2 separate regions of the Mus musculus genome follow, and region 2 is linked to region 1. A link is a loop called in an ENCODE intact Hi-C map of the cell type or tissue named here. Cell type or tissue: left cerebral cortex. All regions are shown on one strand. Each heading gives the region's core, and the rest is flanking DNA. Links, peaks and the distances in the headings are about the cores only.

Region 1 (10,906 bases), core at 3,639-6,138:
GGACCAGAGAAAGCTGACGGAAGGAATCGCAAAACAAGTATCAATCAACCCAAGCAACTTAGCATTAGCAAGCAGGCGCTCCACAGCTCTGGGCAGGGTTCTCTTGTGGTGTTTTTAGCTGCTTTCTTAATTAAGGATGAGCCGTGGAGCTCATCAGCCACCCTAAGTCCATGTTAAAGATGCCAGGTGGTGTCTGAGAGCCTCTTCCTTCCATGACACCCCAGACGTGCTCAAGAAGAGCATGTTTGTGGAGCCCAGTAACTATGCACAGGCACACAGTGGAGTAGCATTTAAAGGGACATCACTCCCTAGAATGTGTCTAAGGAGCTGAGTCTATAATCCATCAATGATGTGTAACAAACTGGTTTGTGGAGTGAAATGACTATTCTCTCTGGTTAAATAGTACACATTATTTTAGAAGAAGGGAAGCTTCAGTATTCTCATAGCTTGTAACATTGGGGCTAGAAGCATTGCCAAGTACTATAATGAGTGTGGACAATTTGATCCATCATTTCATCTAGATATCAAAATGGTCCATATTTTAGCACATTTCATCTACCTTACATGTCTGCAACTTTATCTTATGTCTACTTAACACTTATGCATTTCTTTTATTGTGTCTCCCATAACCATAAAGGCCTTATTGGAAGCAACAAAGGCATATGTTAGAAACTGTCTCTTCCCCTTCAGATCCCTTGTAGCTGAATCATGAATGATAAGATCACGATTCATCTTTGCTGACTTTAATATATGCTTAGGACTAGATGTGTGTAAAGGTTCTAACAGTGTTTCCATAAATCCTTTGGGTCCTCCAATTACACATGGTCTATTGCTCATTTGTCCCAGGAACTGTCTGCTGTGGATCCCACTGGTTCATTGAGATTTCCCATGGTGCAATGAGAAAAAAATTAGTGATCAGGTGTGAAAGGCAGAATTCTCATTTAACATAGATTATCGACTTCTTCCTCTTAAGTGTCCCACTTACATAATCCTAAGATGCTGATCCACTTTCCATCATAAAACTAGAGGAGAGCTATAATGTGCCCAGCACAGCATCTGTCACAAGCGGCTGCTCAATTTGTGGCAGCTAATTTTTTTGTAGGGTTTTTATTATAAGAATTAAAAGACTTACTATTCATTTGATTATGGTTTGCGTTTTCTTGAAAGCCTTTAGCCTGGATTCCAGGGAATGAAAAGGGAAAGAACAAAAAAATAATGCTCCTTTGAAACAGACAAACCAGAGCAACGACCTCACAAATTTCATCCTAAGTGTTTGGATTTCACACCAAGAGAGTAATGAGGGTGACACCTGGACCACGGGGAGAAGCGGGCCTCTTGGGTTAACATCATTCTGCTTCATTCACACCGTTGTTAGTCTCACTTTTGAAGTATGTAGTGACACTAATTGGCACATAACAAGGAAGAACTTGGCAAGCAGGTGTGGTAAGATATCCTAAGATGTGGGTGGGAACTGTGTCTGAGAACAATAGGCTTATAATAATACTTTAGAAGTGGCTCTGGGATGTCAAATGGACAAGGACATAGAAACCCAAAAATTCAGCAAGAATAACTCAGGATCAAATCCACTGGCAATGCCTCAGTCCTTTTTTCTGTTTCTCAGTCATTATTTTTCTGTGGCAGAGTGCACTGACATAAGCAACTTAATGAAGAAAGGGTTTCTTTGCCTCGCAGTTTGAGGGTATTGCTTGATCTAAGCCCCCCACAGCAATGCCTACAGATGGGCATAGGTCTTCACAGGTATGTGTAGAAGCTTATTTCCTAAGTGATTACATCAACCAGCACAGGGACCAAAGAGGTCAAAGAAAATCAAGCTACAATTCCACCACCCCATCCATCACATCCCACCTTCTAGAATCAGGATTGCACACACAATGGGATGGTTCACTTATCTCACTGAGTGCAGAAACACCAGTGTACATTGAACATGTTTATGGGACCATTGAATCAATGAGAAAACCAACTCCAGGTGTAGCCTGAGTCTTCTTGAGACAAGGAAATGTCCAGGTCAAATATCCCAGGCTACCTGAGCCTGTGGTCCCAAGACAGCCACACACACACACACACACACACACACACACACACACACACGTTATCTCTCTGCTTGAGTAGGGGAAATGCCCAGAAAAATTCTCAAAACACCCTGACTCAGAAATTTAGTGAATAGAAAACAAATCCTTCCAAGAGGGGTCAGAGAACACAGGTGTTATTAAAGTCGGCTTGGCCTAAGTTCCCTGCCTCCTTTTGACAAGCTTGCCTTCAATTAAAAAGTCAAATTTGACTGTCATCCCAGTATCTGGGGATGGAGCAAGCCATCCATAAAATACCTTGTGTTTGCATAATAATTTTATGCTTTTTTAAGTGCTTATCAATGCTGGTCCATTTTCACCTCATGACAACTCGGCAGAGCATGCGGAGCTAGAGAAGCAGTCACTGGGGACGTGTCACCTGAATTCAGACCAAAGCCTTGTCTCTCCCCAGTGACGATCTTGGAGGAATGGTTAACCTTCCAGAGCCCCCAAATCACCCTCTCTATGGTACTAGTTACTTTTATGTCTGTGATAAAACTTTGGGTCTTGTGTTTCATCATTCATGGTGGAAAGGCAGTTCAGAGAAATCCCCTTATGGCCACAGGGCTATGTAGCAGAGACTTTTCATATTCCAGCAGCCCAGGATGAACGGAGCAAGGCAGGAGGTGAGGCCAGAGATACTTCTAAAGAAAGGTTCACATCTCATGACCCACTTGTTAGGCTCCTCCTCCTAAAGATTTTGTAGCCTCTCAGATTAGTGCTACAAGCTGAGGAGGTGGCACTCCAATTGCAGGCCTGTGAGGGACACTCTGCACTCAAATTGTAACATCTGGAATTGGCACAGTACTAATCCATGCATCTCTGGCTGTTTGTGAAGAAAACAAGTGAATTGACGTATGAAACAGTTATAATAATATCTGATAGACATAAGAACCTGAAAAGTACCTTAGCCTTTGGTGTCACAGGTCTTGCCTTAAAGCTGTTTCTGAACATTTAGACAATTACCACTAACTAAGAATTCATCTAAACCCTGTCTCATTTTCTTACTTACAAAAGGGCCCCTATCCCTCCCCAGTTCAGCGATCTTCTAATAGATGCAGGAAGGAATGAACTGAGGGAAGCCTCTTATGCAACAGAAAGATATGGTTTATGAAGAATACCTCCCTCCTTATTATCCTCCAAAGATACATAGATCTGACACTACCATCCTACTGGCTCCTACTCTCTTCTGGGAGGACAAGTACTATTTAACAAAACCTAAAAGGGAACTGCTGCTAACTGTGATTTACGACAAAGCCTTTGCATCCTCCACTCCCTCCAGGATAAGTCCAGCCCCAAGTGAAGGAAAAAACGGACTGAGGTTTCCAGGTACCACCTGTCTATGGAGGTGGGACATCTACACAGAGAGATGCACCCAGCAGTGTTCTGAGAAGCAGAACTATCAGCCAGCCTTCTCTGACAGCTACAAATTCCTCCAGCCCTGGAGTGTGTCACAACCTGTCAAAAGATCAGTTTGATGTTTACAGTCCAAGATGAGGAAAGGGGCAGTGAAGCAAAGCAGGCACAGTGACATCTGCAGCCTTCTGCCAAGGAGCTGGCGGGGCTGAGGGAGGGAGGGAGGGAGGGAGGGAGGGAGGGAGGGAGGGAGGGAGGGAGGGAGGGAGAGGGGAGCAGCTAGTACCTAACATTTCTTCTGCATTTTGTCTGATGCTGTGTTTTACCCAAGCCCTGGAGCATGCACAGGGCAAACCAAGTCAGAGAGAACTGAATTCTGAACAACTCGAGGATAATAGAACCTGGCTTCAACTTTTCTGAAGGATTTTCCTGAAGATCAGGCAAGCAGACCATCTCTGATCCCTCCCCATTTCTGCCATGCACTGGAATCCCTCTAATATTTCAAGTATTCTAAGGCTCCACATGATGCCTTATTTGAAAAAATGAGTTTCTTCTATTATAGTTATATGCTAATGCTTATAAAACCCAAAGCCCGAGATGAAATCCATGGTGGCAATGTGTTCTGCCCAAGTTGGTTACTTCTCTGACATGACTACAAAGCCCTTCCATGAGACCCCTGACTTTTTTCATTTTTTTTTTGCTCCTCTACCAAATATTTTTATACAAATACATTAAGCTAGCTACTAGACAATCAAATGGTTTCAGACACAGTTAGTGGAAACCACTGCAGAAGTATCTAGAAGAAAAGAAGGGCCAATCTGGCCTGAACTAGTTTCAAGTGCTTGCACAGTAAGTCAAAACTATATCCTCCAGTAACATTTCAGGGACAATCAATTATTTACCATATAATGCCCATACATAATTGGGTATGCATATGATTAATCAAAGGCATTATGGGAAGGAGCTTGCACAGTAGAAAAATGATTATATAACCTATCCATCAATAAAAATAGAGAAGCACCCAAACTATTCCCCTTTGTACCAACCCCTCCTTCTCAGTCTAACTATTTTAAATATACATATGTCCCAAATATTGAATGAGACACGCATGTGCTATAAAAGCCATTTGTTGCTTATGTGAGAGTCTAGTTTAACTCGAAGCCCGTGTTTTTATTTGCTAAATTTGGCCATGCTAGGAGGATGGCAGGTGGAACATGGAGGTGGAGTAGGAAGAAGAAAAGAAAGTAGGGAGAAATAGACAAGCGACAGCTTCCTTTGTGTGCAGGAATGGAGACAAATTAGGCAACACAAGTATAACTGGCCCCAGATAATGTATGCTGTCCAGCAGAATAGTTGAATTTCCATTGTTCCGAGGTTTAGAAGGGTTGAATGACTCGCCCAAAGTCACAAGATTTTGACAGGTCCAAGATTATAGGCCAAGCAGGACTGGATCTCAAATTTCTCTTCTCTGGGATTTCATTCCTGGTGTCCCCGATGACCAGCCAACTTCCTCTCAGGACCATCTTCGGTGTTAAACCAATATAACTTTCTGTAGTCATGGAAACACTTGACATTCCACTCTGCCGAATGATAGTTTGGCGTTCCTGCAGCTACTGGGCACTTGAAGTGAATGTGGCTAGAGATATTTAAGAACTATTGTTTTCATTTGATGTTCATGTGCAATCATTATGACTCTAAAGGCCACACGTTGCTAATGGTCACTTTGTGGGAAGCCCAAGCCGTTGCTCCTGGCCAGACAGCCCTGCCAGCTGCTCCAGGGCCTGGATATAGCATCTCCTGGGTGGACCTCCAAATCACAATGGAACATTTGGAAGTCACCTTCATTCTCCTCCTTATTTCTAGGATGGCAAATCAAAAAAAGTAGGGCAGGATAAAGCAACCAGGACCTAAGGCTACTCTGAAACAAAATGAGCTAGACTAGCACAAGGAAATCAAAACTCAGTGAACCCCAGTACAGACAAAAACACCCATAGCTCCCCATTTAGCCTGAACCCCATTTCTAAATGTCCACCAGAATAAGAAGAAGGGAAAGGTAATCCCAGGAAACGCCATAAAATTCTAAAAGACCAAAGAAAAAGGACCATTCTAGTACAAATTCTTGCTGAGTGCACTTCTCCATGACCTTGGAATTATAATTGCATCAGCCCTTACTATCAACACACCCGAGTAATTATAGTTAGCTATGGCTTCCCACTGAAATTGGATATTAACTTTTTATCATGGCCACTCAGAACAGCATGGACACAACCTCAGCATTAGGGAAGCCTGGAGTCTTCCATAGAAGGTCAGCAATCTCCAGGACCTCCTTTGGGGCAGCTGGGCCTCATCAGCCTTCCTACCGACTACCATATGTGCTCATCCTGTCTTGATTATATCCTGCCTAGGAGCATCCTGAAAAGGAAAGGGGCCCTGAAATTCAGTCCAACCTCACCAGCTAAGCCCTGCATCACAGAACAGGTTTTATTAACTCAGAACCACTACCTCCATCCACAGCACCGAATGACTTCGCACCCCATGTTGCTCTTTTCTGAGGTTCCGTTTCTTTTATTATAAGATAGGGAAGAGAAAGCTTACCTACTCTGTCATCTTCATAAGGACGCTGTAAGAAGCAGATGAGGTCATGGCTTCAAAAGTACTTTCTATTCTCCACAGCCTACATGAACATCAGGCTTTAATTGTTTGGCTGGCTCTCAACCCAGGAGTCCTCTGGGAGGCCGAGCTACTCATCTCTCCCCGGCCCACCAAGCTTGCCCTGGCACTCACAGGTTGTCACGCTCCATCCTCAGCACTCAACAAATCTGCAAATCCCATGTGAGCGCTCATGAACTGTTGCAATTGGGGAAATATACATTTATATGTTAATTTTTCTGACTTCTGAAAGTGTGTGCGCATACATTGTCTCATTTGAACTTCACGGTCACTGTGTAATTTGTAGGGAAGACACAATGCCCACTTTGCAGGAAAGGGAACAAATTCAGAGGTTTGGAAAGCCTCCTTGAATTGAATAAACTTAACTGTATGCCTCTGTGAGAGAGATGGGGGTGGGAGTTTGTCTACCAAATGTGTGCTGGAGTCCAATAAGCACCCAGGAATCGAATAAAATTTGAGTAACAAAGAAGTGTCCAAATATTTTGAAGCCATTTCTTGACAGCCTCAAACCTGGACTCACACAGCACTGGACACCACCACCATACCAGGAAGACCCATTTATGAAGTCAAGGTTAAGTTAGGTTTTCTGGGCTGCCTGGTCTCTTAGACATGCTGGGAAACAATCTAAGGGATTATATTTATTTCACACAGTAGAAACTCAGACTCAAGCAAAGGTTGAGCTGCAAGCTGGCAAGAGTCTAAAGTTATTTTCCTTGTCACTATGACAGAATGCCCAACATGAACAACTTAGAACAAAGAATAGTCTAGTTTGGGGATATAGTTTTTCAGAGAGTTCAGTCCATGATCGCTTGGCACATGCACTTGGGTAAAACAAGAAAGGAAAGCCGGGTGATGACGGCACAGGCCTTTAATCCCAGCACTTGGGAGGCAGAGGCAGGAGGATTTCTGAGTTCGAGGCCAGCCTGGTCTACAGAGTGAGTTACAGGACAGCCAAGGCTATACAGAGAAACCCTGTCTCTAAAACAAACAAACAAACAAACAAACAAACAAACAAAAACGGAAGACAAAATGTGGGAGAGGAAGTTTTTTTCCTTCCTGGCCTACCAGGAGGCAGAGAAAGAAGAGAACTGGAGACCCAGTAGAAGCTTCCATGGTGAGCACTCAGACACATGACTTCTCTGGCTACTACCCACTTCACAAAAATTTCTACAGTCTCCCAAAATATGCCTGCCATCAGCTGAACTAAACCTTCAACATGTGAGTTTGTAGGGGAAAATTACAGATTCATACCGGAACAGAAGACAAACTCACATATGACCCCACCCACAAGTGGCTAGATTAGGGAGCCAACCTGGGATTTTTGCTTTGTGGGATCCCTGAAGCTTTCTCCACAGTAGATAAATAAATAGGATTTCTATGGCTATAAACATGATGAAAATTGCCCAGCAAATCTATTTTCAAGACAACCCCCCAAACAGATCATATTAAAATCTCCCAACAGGGGCTCAGTTGTGAAAGTGAAGGTTAAAAAAGAAAAAAAAAAAAAAAAAGCTCCCAAGTCAGATTGTGTGTAAAGTGTTTTCCCCTAGAGGACATGGTACAGAGATGGTTTTAATTAACTGTGCATTTCATTTAAGCTTAGCAGGCGTGTTATTGTACATTAAATAAATACCAGTTGGTTATTAGAACATATTTACTTCTAACTCAACAGCAACAATAGGTTGTAGATACAGATTTCCATTAAACCACAGTCTGGTACATTTATGCTAGATAATTGATTGTTCTGTATTCAAGATATAATAACTGCTTTATTAAATTAAGAAATGTTCCTCTTTTCGTAATTTATAGCACACAAATACTATCACTTAGCTAGTCTGTCCTTTGCTCCCAACAAGGAGAAACAAAAGCAGAGGTCCTAGAATTTGTGAGTTTGACTCCCAGCGACAGCTTGAACAAATGCAGATTCTCTGCCCCCTTTCTATCTGAGAGAGTGGCTATAGCATCAGGAAACCAGGGAACTGAGTTTGAACGACAAATAATTATTCTAAATGTCTTATGGGACAGGTTTATACTAAACAATTATTGTTTATTCAGGATTCAAATCTAACTGAGCATCCTGAATTTTGTATGTCTGTTCAGTCCATCAGTTCTATTCCTGAGGAACCATGAAGGCACATGGAGGATGTTTCTATGGATACTACTCTCCACTTCACCCCAGGTCATGTTGTCTCTCTGGGTACTTGAGGTGAGTGAAAGGAGCTGAGTTGGATAAAAAGCTGCTTCCATGACATAAGAAGCATCCTCAACTACCCTAAGCAAAGGTTTTGTTCGTCAGTGACCTCTAACCCGCATTCTCATATCTTTAAGTTTCCAATGTGGGCCACATATCACATGATCATAAAGCCAAGAGGTTGCCCCTGTCTGGCAAATGAGAACACTGAGTAACAAGAAGCAAAATGACATCAATAGAACCTCAGCAGCTGGCAGAAATTCAGTCTTATGGTCATCGGTACAATTGACAAAAAGTGTTTACTAGGTATTAAGTATGTGTCAGACTTGATTGAGAAAAATCCTTCCAACAGTGATGTGAGATAGACATTCCATTATTTTTGTTTGCATGGCTGAGATCAGTCTTGACTTGGGGGGGTAATAAATTCACTCCATGAGACCTCATCCCGTTTTTACTCTTCGGTTTCTGGCTTGCTTCATTTTTTTCTATCCTTTTGTAAATCTGAACTATCTAATGCTGGAAGGCCAGCTCTGAGCCAGGCCCTGTGGTAAACAGATGGAAAGGCTAGAGTCGGAGGGAGTCAGAGGCATTACTGTGACAGACTGACAATATAGTCTGCTCCCAACTCTTAGGAAATGAGTCTCAGTATCATCAATGAGAAACTGGTAACCATGGAACAGTCATGTAGTCCTTTGTATTTCCCTTTCTTGATCTGCAAATTGGACATTATTTTAGTGCTGAGAGCAGTGTCTTTACTTGTTAAGCACTCAATAAATACTGTTGTTGTCAATAAAACTAGATGCCAGAACCCAAGCATCCCATGTCCAGGGAATGATCCTGCCCACAATAAAGATGGCTTTCCCCACATCATTTACCATAATGTTCAGTGGTTTATATCTTATGTTATTCTGGATTCTGACAATTTGACAATTAACACTGACCAATACACTGATTGAACCTCAAATCCATATTAATGACAATTTAAGGCAATAAATATGGTGACCTGGTTTTTAAAAGATTTTAAAAGATTCAAGTATTCTCATATATTATGTTCATAAATCATGCAAAAGTATTCACTATTCCAATACTCTTGAGTCCACATCATGACTCTTAGCCTATCTTCTACAATAGTAAAAACTACCACCAAGTGTCAGGCACTCCCACTACCTATCTTCCCAAAATTAGAACATATGTTAGTCACACATATAATCAGTCACACTTCTATATGCAGCAATCTTAGGTCACATTACGATGTAAACTTGGGTCTAACATTGAGCTATAGCTGCTGAAGTGAATATCTTGATATTTGATTATTATATCAGACTTTGCTCCACAATGATTGAAAAGCAGTTTTTGACAATGAATGAAATATAATATACATTATTGGTTATAATCACAAGATGAATTTAAATTGTATAAAAAATTCAAAATGAGAAGGAAATCTTAGAGCCAGTAGTCAGAGGCTATTAAATAAATTAATTAATAATGATAAATAAATAGTTGAAAGGTGTTAGAAAGATTCACTGATCAAATGGATTTAATAATGAACTCTATTAGTATTTCTATATTAGATATAATTTCTATTTTATAAAACTTGATTGGCAGCACTGACAAAGATGAAAAGCTAATTGAGTCATTTTACAAAGTTGACATATGCCTTATACCAAAAATGAAAAAGTTGAATCAAAATAGGAAACTATAAGCAAATCTTTTCTTACAAATAAAGATTCTAAATTCCTAAGGAAAATACTAGCATATGGGATTAAATACTACATCAAGGAATGATAACTGTTACCAAGAATAACTCATCGTAGGAAGGCCAAGACAAGCTATTCTAAGAATGTCTATTAATATGAAATACCTCATCAATTAGAAAAGCTTAAAATAATCTCAGCAAAGCTGGATGTGGTAGTTCACACCTGTAACTGCATCCTATGCACTACTGAGATGTAAGAATTGATGTGGCTTGGAGGGCATCTGGGCTGTATAGCAAGTTCTGGGCCAAGAGTGCCTCAAAGTGGCATCCATTCTCAGAAATAACATAATAAAATATAACATAATAAAACTGAACAATAAAATAGAACTGAATAATATCTGTGGTTAAAAAAAGCATTTAGAAAAATAAAAATGAAAGGAAATTCCTTTAATTTAATAAAGACTACAGCATTGACAATTACTGCTTAGCTCATACCCTGATCAGTGTAGGTATCCCTTATATCCTACCACAGTAATGGAAGGCAATAAGTAACTCTCAAACTTAGAGCCCTAAAAACAATCAGACTTCACTGATCTTGGGATTAGATTACAATGAATCCATGCCTAGTACACAGGAAACCCTAGATTCAATTCTAAGTATCCACTGTTATAAGATATTCATCACTATTTAGCTCATAAATCTGAAAGCCAGCTGACTGATTCTTCTGATCTTGAATTGGCTCATGTTCAAGAAGAGGCTGGGAAAGTGGGTCAGTGGGCAAGATACTTACGATTGCACAGCCATGAGAACTTGCATTTGGATCCAAGGCATCCCATTAAAAAGCTAGGAATAGCAGTATATACATATCTGATAACTCTGTAGTTGGTGAGGAGCAGACAGACAGAC
Region 2 (10,906 bases), core at 5,026-7,525, 810 kb before region 1:
CCCTTCCCTTCCCTCCCCTCCCCTCCCCTCCCCTCCCCTCCCCTCCCCTCCCCTCCCCCCCCCCTCTCTCTCTTTCTTTCTTTCTTTCTTTCTTTTTTTGGATATTTTTCGAGACAGGGTTTCTCTATGTAGTCCTGGCTGTCCTGGAACTCACTCTGTAGACCAGGCTGGCCTCAAACTCAGAAATCTGCCTGCCTCTGCCTCCTGAGTGCTGGGATTAAAGGTGTGCATCACTATTGCCTCCTCCCCTCTCTCTTTCTCTCTCTCTCTCTTATTTATTTATTATATGTAAGTACACTGTAGCTGTTTTCAGACACACCATAAGAGGGCATCCGATCTCATTACAGATGGTTGTGAGCTGGGAATTGAACTCAGAAGAGCAGTCAGTACTCTTAACCGCTGAGTCAACTCTCCAGCTCTAAGTTTCTCTTCTTTTATGTCATGAGTATATGTACACTTTTATATATCATTAGAGTCTAAGACCCATAAATTTGATAAAATGAAGTATTTTTATTTCTGAGACAGACTAACTTTGGTAGATATGATTATCTCTAGTTGTATCCATGCCTCTGTCCTTCGACATCTACATTGGTTCCATACCTTAACTATTGTACGTATTGTATTGCTGTAATAAGTATCTCTGTGACACATTCACTTGGGGTGTTTTGGGTTAATACTGGGAAGTGGAATAGCTGGGTCATATGTTAAATCAATTCTGCTCTCTTGATGAATTATCATATTAGCTGGACTACTTTACATCCAGACCACAAGTGTCTAGGAGTTTTTCCTTTGTTTTATCTCCACCAACATTCGTTGTTACTTGTTTCTCAATGACTGCCGTTCTAAGGGGTGGGATAAAATCTCAAGGTAATATCTCTCTCTCTCTCTCTCTCTCTCTCTCTTTCTTTCTCTGTGTGTGTGTGTGTATTCATGTGAGTGTCTGTTACTCTGTGTTCTTTTGTGTTTGTGTCTGTGTGTGAGTGTATGTGTCTGTGTCTCTGTGTATGGCTGAACCAGAACTCTTCGTTCTTCTGTCGCCATCTCCCAAGTACTATGATTACAGATATACACACCATAGGCAGCCCATTGACTCAGCATAGATAGAATCCTTCATTCTGCATGTAGCTGTATGGAGGGAAGAAAGTTAGGAACATAGCCAGCTCCATACTCCTATGTATTAAGTCCTGTGCCACTCCCACTTGAAGTGAATGGCAAAAAGTGCATTCTTTTTTTTTTTTTTTTTTTTCAATTTGTGTTTTCATGTTGGTTCAAGCCTTCCTGAGCAATACTAGGACAGGATATGACTTTGCCTGCCCTGGCTTTAATTTATACAGCAGATTTTTCTGATATTCTTCCTGACTCCTTCCGTCTAATATCTTTTCAGTTTTCATTTGCATCAACTCAGAGCCAACCCTTGCCTATCTGTACACCATCACCCAGGTTTTAAATGCATGGGAAACTAAAACTATTAACAAACCAGAGACTTTACATAATAACACACAGACAGTGCAGCCGCCTGGAATACGGAACAGGAAGCATCGCCTTTCCCTTCGGAGGTAAAGGACAGCCAGAGTGGCATTTGTTAGCAAAGACTTCACTGCTCCCAATGCGGGCCTGAAGCTGCTTAAAGAGGATTAGAGTATGCACATGCAGATGAAGTTGGGCCCGTTTGGAAACAGGAAGAGTAAGAGAGAGAGAAAGGAAATGGGTCTACTTTTGTTTTTTTGTTTTTGTTTTTGTTTTTTTTTTTTCTATCTCCTCCCAGCCTCAGGCTCAACATGGAAGTTAGTGAGAGGGTCCGATCCCCTGAAGGAAGCCGACTCAGACAGCAAGTTCACGTTCTCAGAAACGGGCCTGGCGGCCAGGTCTCCAATGTGCATTTCAGCTTTTCATGTGAAATCGGGGGCAGGGAAGGATGAAAGAATCTCTGCAAAGAGGGTCAGAAAACGAATAAAAGCGGGAGGCGGGATCTCCAGGATGCTCTGTCGCTGAGCGCAATCCAGGCACTGTCTTCATGTGTGGGCACAGTCCTTCCCCGTCTAGCCTTGGCTATATGGCTTTATGGTGTCAGAAGTACACTCCTGCCATAGACTCTGGAGACCTTAGATCTCTGTCTTGATACATATACATATACACATACACATACACATACACATACACATACACATACACATACACATATACATCATGTACATATACATTTGTATATATAGTATATGTGTGCATATGTGTGCATGCACGTGTAGATATATGAGCACACGTGTGCATGGAGGCTGGAGATTGACTTTGGATATGTTCCTTTGTTTCTTTCTAGCTTAACCTTGAGAGGGAGATACTGAACCTGAACCTTACTGATTCTGCTAGATTGCCTGGTCAGAGAGTCTCAGGATCCTTCTGCTTCTCCCTCAGCAGGGCTGGGATTACTTGTGTGCACTGCTGTGCCTTAATCCATGGCACAATCATTTCTATGGTCTTTTCTCAGTGTCAGGCAAAGGTTAGATGAAAGGACTTTTCCAATTTCTTTGACATTCCTCTGCCCCTATTTTAGTTTACACCCCTTCACTTTCCCAATAGCTCAAGGACTCATGCCCCAGAGTTACATAACAGTTTTGGCCCCACATTTTTCCTTTAAGGGTGTTTCTCATATCTTTCTAGCCAACACTACATTCTGTGCCAGACTATCACTGGGGCTAGTGTCATCTGAGCCAGTTCCCACTTTGCAAGACAGATGGTTGCTTGTGCTTCAAGACTGTGTGGCCCATGACAACTAGTCTTGTGACAACTGGCAGAGGGGAGAAAGAAAGGAGTTGCCAGCTCTTGGGGTGGCTGAGGAGGGTCTGGGACATGAGAGACAGGAACTCACTACAATCCAGTCTTTTGAAGCAGGATAGGGGAGGAAAGGGCTGGGTCATGGTGGGCTGTTCATGGCAATGGTACCATGGGAGGTTTTTCTAAAAGTCTTGAGCAGGTTGGAAGAAGGTGGAAGAGTCCTGGGCCCATAGAGCAGCCCTGCATCACCAGAGCCTGCAGCAACACACTATGGTCTGGCCTTTTCCATAGTGCTGGTGTCCTATAAAACTGCAAGGCTGCTCTGGGCTCTGCTCTATCCTATGGATCACAAAGCCCCTTTTCAGGCTGAATTTCCAATGAAGAAGTTGGCTGGGCTGCAATCATATTAGTTGCAATAATTATGCTAACATTTGTACACATAGAGAGGAGGCACATTTGTACCACAGATGCCGAGTGAACCTCGGATGCTCCAATTACAGGACACATTTGCTCATGAACTGACTGCCAGAAAATGCCCTCGTTGTTATTCTGACAACAGGAGCTACCTCATTCCTCTTCCCCTTTAGAGTAAAAAGGAGGAGGAATGAAGTAAAAGACTATTGCCTCCTTCTGCTAATACCATGACTTAATTCTTCTTCTAAGACTGAAGATGCCTAATGAGGTGGGTGCTGAGCCCAGAACAGATGAAGGACATTAAGTCATGGCTGTTCTTGGTTTCACAGAGTTTCCATGTACCACCAAAGTTTTTATTCATAACACCATATATAATTCAAAGCTAAGACACTATGATGAGTCAATATTGATACATCATTATTAAACGTATCCACCATTATCTATATCACACAAAATAGTTTCACAGCTCCTGAAGCTGCCCTGCCTTCCTCCTATTCCTTCTCTCACTCTCTCCGTGCTTCCAAACACAGGCAAGTGCTTTTTTCTTTTTCTTTTTTTTTCTTTTTTGTGAACTTGATACGTGAACACTATATTTATACCAGTCCCAAACCGTTCTTCCTCCATGTCCTTCCATGTTCCACCCTTCCTTCTAGATTCATAATATCTTCTTTAATATTTTTACATGTGTATGTGTGTATATACATATGTATGCATGTATGCACGCATGTATAGGTAGTCTGCTAACTATGTTTCTTACTGCTCACAAGTACATTTATTCAGGGCTTAACTCTGTAGGATTGGATAACCTACGTAGGAACTCATTCCTTGAGAAAACTGATTCCTTCTTAACAGCCATTGGCCTCATGTAACTCTTCATCTAGACGTGGGGCCAGGTCTATGTTGGCATGCCAACTAATGGGTCATTATAGTGATCTTGTTCAGACAATGGGATTTGTGAGATTTCCTGGATGATGTCTCCCTGTGTGATCTCAACTTAACCCAAACTAGAGTCACTGGAAAGGAGGAAACCTCAATTGATAAAATGCTTCTATACAATGGGGCTGTGGGCAAGTCTGTAGGGCAATTATTATTATTATTATTATTATTATTATTATTATTATTATTATTATTATTTAGTGATTAATGGGGAAGGGCTCAGGTCATTGCAGATGGTGCTCTCCTGGGCTGGTGGTCTTGGAGTCTATATGAAAGCAGGCCAAGCAAGCCATGAGGAGCAAGCTACTAAGCAGCACCCCTCCATAGCTTTTGCATCAGATCCTGCCTCCAAGTTCCTGCCTTATTTGAGTTCCTGTCCTTGATTCCTTCAATGACAAACAGTGATGTAGAAGTGTAAGCCAAATAAATCTTTTCCTCCTCAACTTGCATTGGTCTTGGTGTTTTATCACAGCAAAAAAAACCTTAGTAAGATACCCTGTCAAGATTGAGGGGACACTATCTAGGAGCAGATGTCCTGATTCTCTGGCTCTTGCAATCTTTTTGTTCCTTCTTTTGAGATTTTTTCCCTGAGCCTTATATGATTGCAGTGCAAATGTATCAGTTGTGGGTCACTTATTTTCTGCATTTTTGACTCTATAATAATCCCCATCTATTGCACGAAGAAGCTTACTTGAAGAGAGGCCAGAACTACATTTATCTATAGGTATATAGGTATATAGGATAGATATTTAGAATACAATTAGACATATTGACAACCACTCTTTCCATTATCTCTGCATAGCTTTGGCTTTTCGTGTGTGTGTGTGTGTGTGTGTGTGTGTGTGTGTGTGTGTGTGTTTTGGACTCACACAGGCCAGTTTTCAGTTTTTCTTGTATTTATTCCTTCCCGATGGAGCCGAGACTCTCCCATCCTCCATGGTCACCCAGGCACAGACTTGTACTGAGAGACTGTGATATACAGGATAAGAAGGTTCTCGATTAGTAAATAGAGTTGATCTACCATCAGCCCAGAGGGGACAGAGTACATCTTGGCAGTTCCCTTTTAATCACTAATGCTTTTGATGATGAGCCGGGGAACGACTTTTATCATTTAAGCCAACTCTCATCTGTTGTTGATGGCTTCTGAATAACGGAAATGAGAAGAAAACAGCTTTAAAAAATCTCTTTGAATCTGTTACACAGGGACTGAGAATGACCCACATTCACCTGAAACAAAGCTTCCCTGTGGAAGTGGTGTGGCCTTCATGTGATGGAGCAGTGACTGTAAGCCTCCCTAACCCTGTGCCCTGGGGCTCATGTGGTGATGGAGAGGACTCTGGCCCATTGTTACCTAAAAGCACAGCAAGAGGAGGGAACCCTGTGAAGGATGAGCTAGGGAAGGACGAGCCTGTGTGCCATCTTGCTGAGTTATTTGTCAGATTTATGAGCGCTGGTGGCACTTATCAAAAGTGACGTTTATTGGGTGTGAAATGTTCTCATTTGTTAGATAACACAAGCTGTTTAGTATTAAAGCGACTTTCACATGGCACAATCTCCTCTGTCATTAAAGACCTCCTAGGATTAATTATTGAGATCTATGCCCAGATGCCTAGACGCCTCCCAGAACCATAAACTTATCAATCACACATGAGCCAATTGCCAAGACATTTTCCTCAAAGCCACTGTCTTCCTGCGAGAGGGGCGAGGACAAGGCCAAGGAACAGTTAGTACATATAAGTGCTCCTGGGAGACCTGAGATCCTGACCTGGGTCAAGGCTGTCCTGCTTCCTCAAGCTTGAAGCTACTACAGCTAGACCTAGTAGACACTCAGTCACTCAAAGCAATTTAGCACAAAGGTCTCTATTAGTTTACTCCTGTGACAAAATACCTGACAAAACTATAAAGGAGAAACATTTATTCTCCTCACTAGTTCAGAGTTCAAGTACACCTTGGTGTGGAAGGCATGATGTTGGTTCACAGTGGAGGAATTGTGTGGCCAGGCTCTACTTACTTCACGGCACCAAATAGAGATAACAGGAAGTAGGTTTAACCTCCAAGGGGCCACTCCTAGTACCGTCTCCCCGATAAGACCCATTCAAAGTTTCCACGACATCTCAAGACAAGTGCCATCAGCTGGGGACCAAGTGTTCTGACACCAGAGTCTGTGGGGGAAGAGTTCTCATTTAACCATGACTGGTGTTTTCTTTGTCATGTATTACTTCCTTGGGGTTACATGGGACATCTTGTCACATGGTAGGTCCTTAATAATGATGAATAGCAGGAAACATCTTGTCCTAGATTATAAAGGACTCTGAGAATGAGCTAGTACTAGGAATCCAGTTTGCTTTTTCTGAATCCAGTACATCCTGCCTTTGACCTTGTTCTTTAGAATACCTTCTCAAGACCCCGACTCCTTAAGGCATCAGAATAGAGCTTCCTCTACAGGTTCATGTGTAGTATGTGTAGCTGCCAGCAGGTGGTGCCATTCTCAGAAATTAGTAAAACAGGAGATAGAGGCTGTGGAGGAGCCAGAAGTGGGGTTTTGTGGTTGTTTTTTAATTTTATTTAATTTTATTATTATTATTTATTTATTTATTTGGTGGTGATGGTGGTGGTGGTGGTGGTGGTGGTGGTGTTCTTTCTCATCCTCTGTTGCCTCCCTATTTAAGGTGAACAGCTTCCTCCACTAGGTTCTCCCATCACCATGATACCCAGTTGCACCTGAAGCTCAGAAACATGGAACCAGCTTTCTAAGGGGTAAAATCGTGAACCCAATAAATCTTTCCTCTTCGTAAGCCGTTTATCCCCAGACATTTGTCATAGCAAAATCAAGTTTGAATAACACAGGGGCCATAAGAGAACACCAAGCTCAAATGTAAGACAGTCTGTCAAAGCACCAAAATTACTTGCAACGAAGGTAGAGTTCACTCAAAAGACCCTGCAATTATTGCTAAGAACCCCAGGGCACAAGATAAAGAATGAATCCATAATGCTACAAGTTGGATGAAGGTGCCCAGGAGGAAGAAATTTTATGGACATCTAAAATACTGATATATATCAGGTAATAAAGCTGTTGAAGGCCAATAGAAGTACCCCCTCTATCACAGTGTAAGCTGTGTGGTTTTATTTTCAAACAGACACCATCTGCACCACAACCATAGACCAAGGCATCTCACCTTTTACTTGGCTGAGAAAGTCTTTCCACTGCATCTGTCCATCCTTACTCCAGTGCACCAAACATTCCACAGCCACTGTCTTAAACGTTGTATTGGCTTGTTGAATTTAAGTACAATGCAAAATCTTCATCTGGACCCAGAAGGCTTTCTAAGATGCAGCCCTTGAGTGCTTCGTGAATTCATTGCTAACTGATATCTCCCTAGTTGTCTTCAACCACACCGGGCTTCTTCAGTGGACCATCTTTCTATTACTGAAAGGTTTTTTGCAGTATGTATGGAAGGGTGTGCATTTTTCCTCTACCCTTCCACAGACCAGTTCTTCTGCATCCTTCCATGTCTTCCTGGTATCTTTGGAAATGTGGTCTCTCCATTAGGGTTCTTTTGCACTTAAGCAGCTAAGTAAAAGGTGAGATGCCTTGGTCTATGGTGGTGGTGGAGATGGTGTCTGTGAAGATACACCATGACCAAGGCAACTCTTACAAAAGAAAACATTTCATTGGGGCTGGCTTACAGTTTCAGAGGGTCAATCCATTATAAACATGGTGGGAAGCATGGCAGCATCCAGGCAGACTAGGGGCTGGAAGCTGAGAGTTTCACATCTTGATCAAAAGACCAAAGCAGGAGACTGGCTTAGGCAGGGAGCCAGCAGGAGGGTCTCTTCCACACAGGATGGAGCTTGAACACTAGGAGACCTCAAAGCCCACCTACACAGTGATACTCTTTCTTCTACAAGGCCACACCTATTCCATCAGAGCCACATATCCTAATAGTGCTATTTCCCATGGGCCAAGCATATTCAAACCACCACATGTGGTTTCCTTAGAGACGCCATGACCTTAATTGGGTTCTATTTATTCTTTCTTAGTAGTCCTACCTGCTTTCTTCACAATACCTATTATTTGTGGTTTATTTTTATGTGTGTTTATCTCTCACCTTTCATCTCTCACAGGCAGGGAATGTTGTATTTACTGTGCCAACAGCACCTAGCAGCTCAGCATGGTGCCTGACCTTACATCAGGCATCTAAGAAGTACCACTCTGCTGCTTGGAAGGAAGAATATGTTAGTGGCTATTTAAAAATTAAAACAAAACAAAACAAAACAAAAACCCTTTGTTTTCTGAGATAAGTTATTTGTTACATAGTTACGGTTAGCTTAGAATTCCCAATCCTCCTGCCTCTGAATCCTAAGTGTTGGGATTACATACATGTGGACTGCCATGTCCCACAATATAGTGCATTTTTAATGTTCCCAAGAGGAGTTTAGCATCCATTTGTGTGGAGGGTATTTGTGTATATGGGTATGTCTGTGTGTAGCACTTAGACCCTAAAATTTCAGGGACTTTTAGTTTGTTTCTTTGACACTCAGAGAAATGTTTGACCCACAGATGTTCAAATACGCAAACACAAATATCTGTTGGCTAAATGGCGAGCAGAGGTGTAAGGGATAAAAGACCCAGTAGGTGAAACAGAGGAGTGACCTGAAAGACGCTTTGAAATGGAGTTGGTATTGTTGGAAGGGGGTGTCCCGAGCAGTCAAGGCCACCAGAGGTTTAATAAAGGTCTAAAGCTAAGCCAGTGCACTGCTAGGCAAACTTAGCATCATTACAGAGGCCTCTCAGGCAAGCTCTGACACTCAGGATGGGCTGCTCTGGGTACAAGTCTGTGCACGTTCCCTGTATAAATAAAAAAATGAGAGGTGCTTTTTTTTTTTTTTTCATGTCTGGGTCATTAGATCAGCTGGTCAGTTGGTTCCTCCAAGTCTGAGCAGTCCCATTTCGTGGTCCAGGTCCAGAGCCATCATAACCTAATCACTGATGGTGGCCTTGCAAGGCTGCGGAGATGGCCAACCTGCTTTCCTGCAGTCATGATCAGATTCCAGAGCTCGGTCTGGATGTGGGGGTGACACCTTGTTCTTATCTCTGGATTCTCTGCCCTCATCTTAGCAATCCTCCTACTCTCACCTTGTGAGAGTAGGCATTCACCTAGCATTTTCCAACCCCACAGACCCCTAAATCTTACAGGTTATTGACACTGAAGTACTGAAGGGAACAAAGTGATAAATGATGGCCCCACAACAGGCCACTGTACCTCTGGAGTTTGTGCTTGGTTTTCCCAACCTCATCTATATTTCCAGCCTCCAGCTTATCCAGAAAACCTTTTTGTATCTCCTTCCAAATTTCCCTTCTCCTTTAGTCATGGAAACACTGAAGCTCTGAAGTAGTTTCGTCCATGTTACTATAACAGGACACCTGACACTGGGCGATGTAGAAAGGAAAGAAGGTTCTTTGGCTGATGGTAACATCGAACACAAGTATCTTGTCTAGGATGTAACATGTCAGAGAAGTGGAATGGGATACCATGTGTGGAACCGTGTGTGTGTGTGTGTGTGTGTGTGTGTGTGTGTGTGTGTTTGTGTAAGCAAAGAAGCTAGAGAATGAGGAGGGACCAGGCTTGCTCTGTGTGTTTGGTAGCATTTGTTTGGTGTGTGTGTGTGTGTGTGTGTGTGTGTGTGTGTGTGTGCATTGTGTGTGTGTGTGTGTGTGTGTGCATTGTGTGTGTGAATGTGTGCAGAACCCAGGAGTTATCTTCATGTGGTCTCTCAGGGACCATTCACCTTATTTTGGGAGTGAGTGGGTGGACGACTAACTCACAATATAATCTTCTGAGAGTGGTTCCCCATGACCTACTCATCTACTTCACCTTCCATCTATAATTGTTTTCACCTATAATTTTTAACCCCTTGTTACCCCCACCCCCACTCCCAGAGTCACTACTACTTAAAATTGGAAACCACACGTGACCTTTTCAGGAGCCCATATCCAAAACACAGAAACTTCTATTTAAAAGAAATCTAAGGACTTTTTCTTTTGCTGAAACAATATTGATTAAAGGCTGAGTGCCAGCTGGGTAGGGTGTTAAGCCCTGGGGGATATAATGAATAAGAAATAGGCACATTCTTTGCCCTCAAAAGGTTATAGTTTAGTGTGAGACTCAGATATTAAATTTAAATGCATGAGTAAATACAGAACCCAAGATGTGACATGTGCTAGGTAGGAGAGTCAGAACTTTGATAATGTTTGGTTGGCGGCCCCTCAGGACTCCTCTAGGTGACATTTGAGATGAGGCTTTGAAACTGAGGGAATTGACTGTGCAGAGGGAGGGGTCTGGATTTCCAGTCATAGGCAAGGGAAGAACCCAGGTTCTGTGTGCTGGAGTGGGAACAGAAGCAAGGGTGGGCATGGGAGGATACATCTGCGTAGGTCTAGTTAGAGTCTACTCTCTCTACCAGGTTAAGCATTATGCACTTCACCCTTCCTTCATCTTGGGGTCCCTGCAGAGCTTTAAGCGAGAGAAACTCCATATTGTGATTTGAATTTTTAGAAGCTCCTCCCAGCACAGCCATGCAGAGAGAGAATGAGTTTGGAGGATGCTAATGAGAATGGGATTTGTGCTAGATTAGGTGACAGATAATAGTAGTTTGCACCTGGGCATGAGGGTTGGGGAGAAGCAGAGGGAGGGGAGATGGCAAAAGCTGCAGGAATGGAGACTTGACCAGGATTTGGGAGGAGAGAAAAAAAATACCAAGAAAGACTTTTGCTTTAGTTTATTCA

Evidence for each region. A loop is a pair of places that touch in the nucleus more often than their neighbours do. Peaks named below come from ENCODE experiments on the same cell type or tissue, not always from the same donor. Only the 100,000 strongest peaks of a DNase experiment are listed, where the experiment ranks them.
Region 2: it touches region 1 in a loop (3-fold over the local background); 6 of 42 quality-filtered maps call a loop at or near these places.

Annotation. Positions count from the first base shown.
Region 1 is chr14:71,480,505-71,491,410 of GRCm38, reverse strand. No RefSeq gene overlaps it. Among named protein-coding and RNA genes, the nearest start is that of 4930429C20Rik, 65 kb to the right of the region's middle. In left cerebral cortex, for the core only: no CTCF peak of the experiment used is centred there; DNase peaks (open chromatin) are centred at 4,276, 4,629 and 4,981.
Region 2 is chr14:72,295,903-72,306,808 of GRCm38, reverse strand. No RefSeq gene overlaps it. Among named protein-coding and RNA genes, the nearest start is that of Gm41205, 120 kb to the right of the region's middle. In left cerebral cortex, for the core only: a CTCF peak has its summit at 6,575 (motif pointing right); a DNase peak (open chromatin) is centred at 6,588.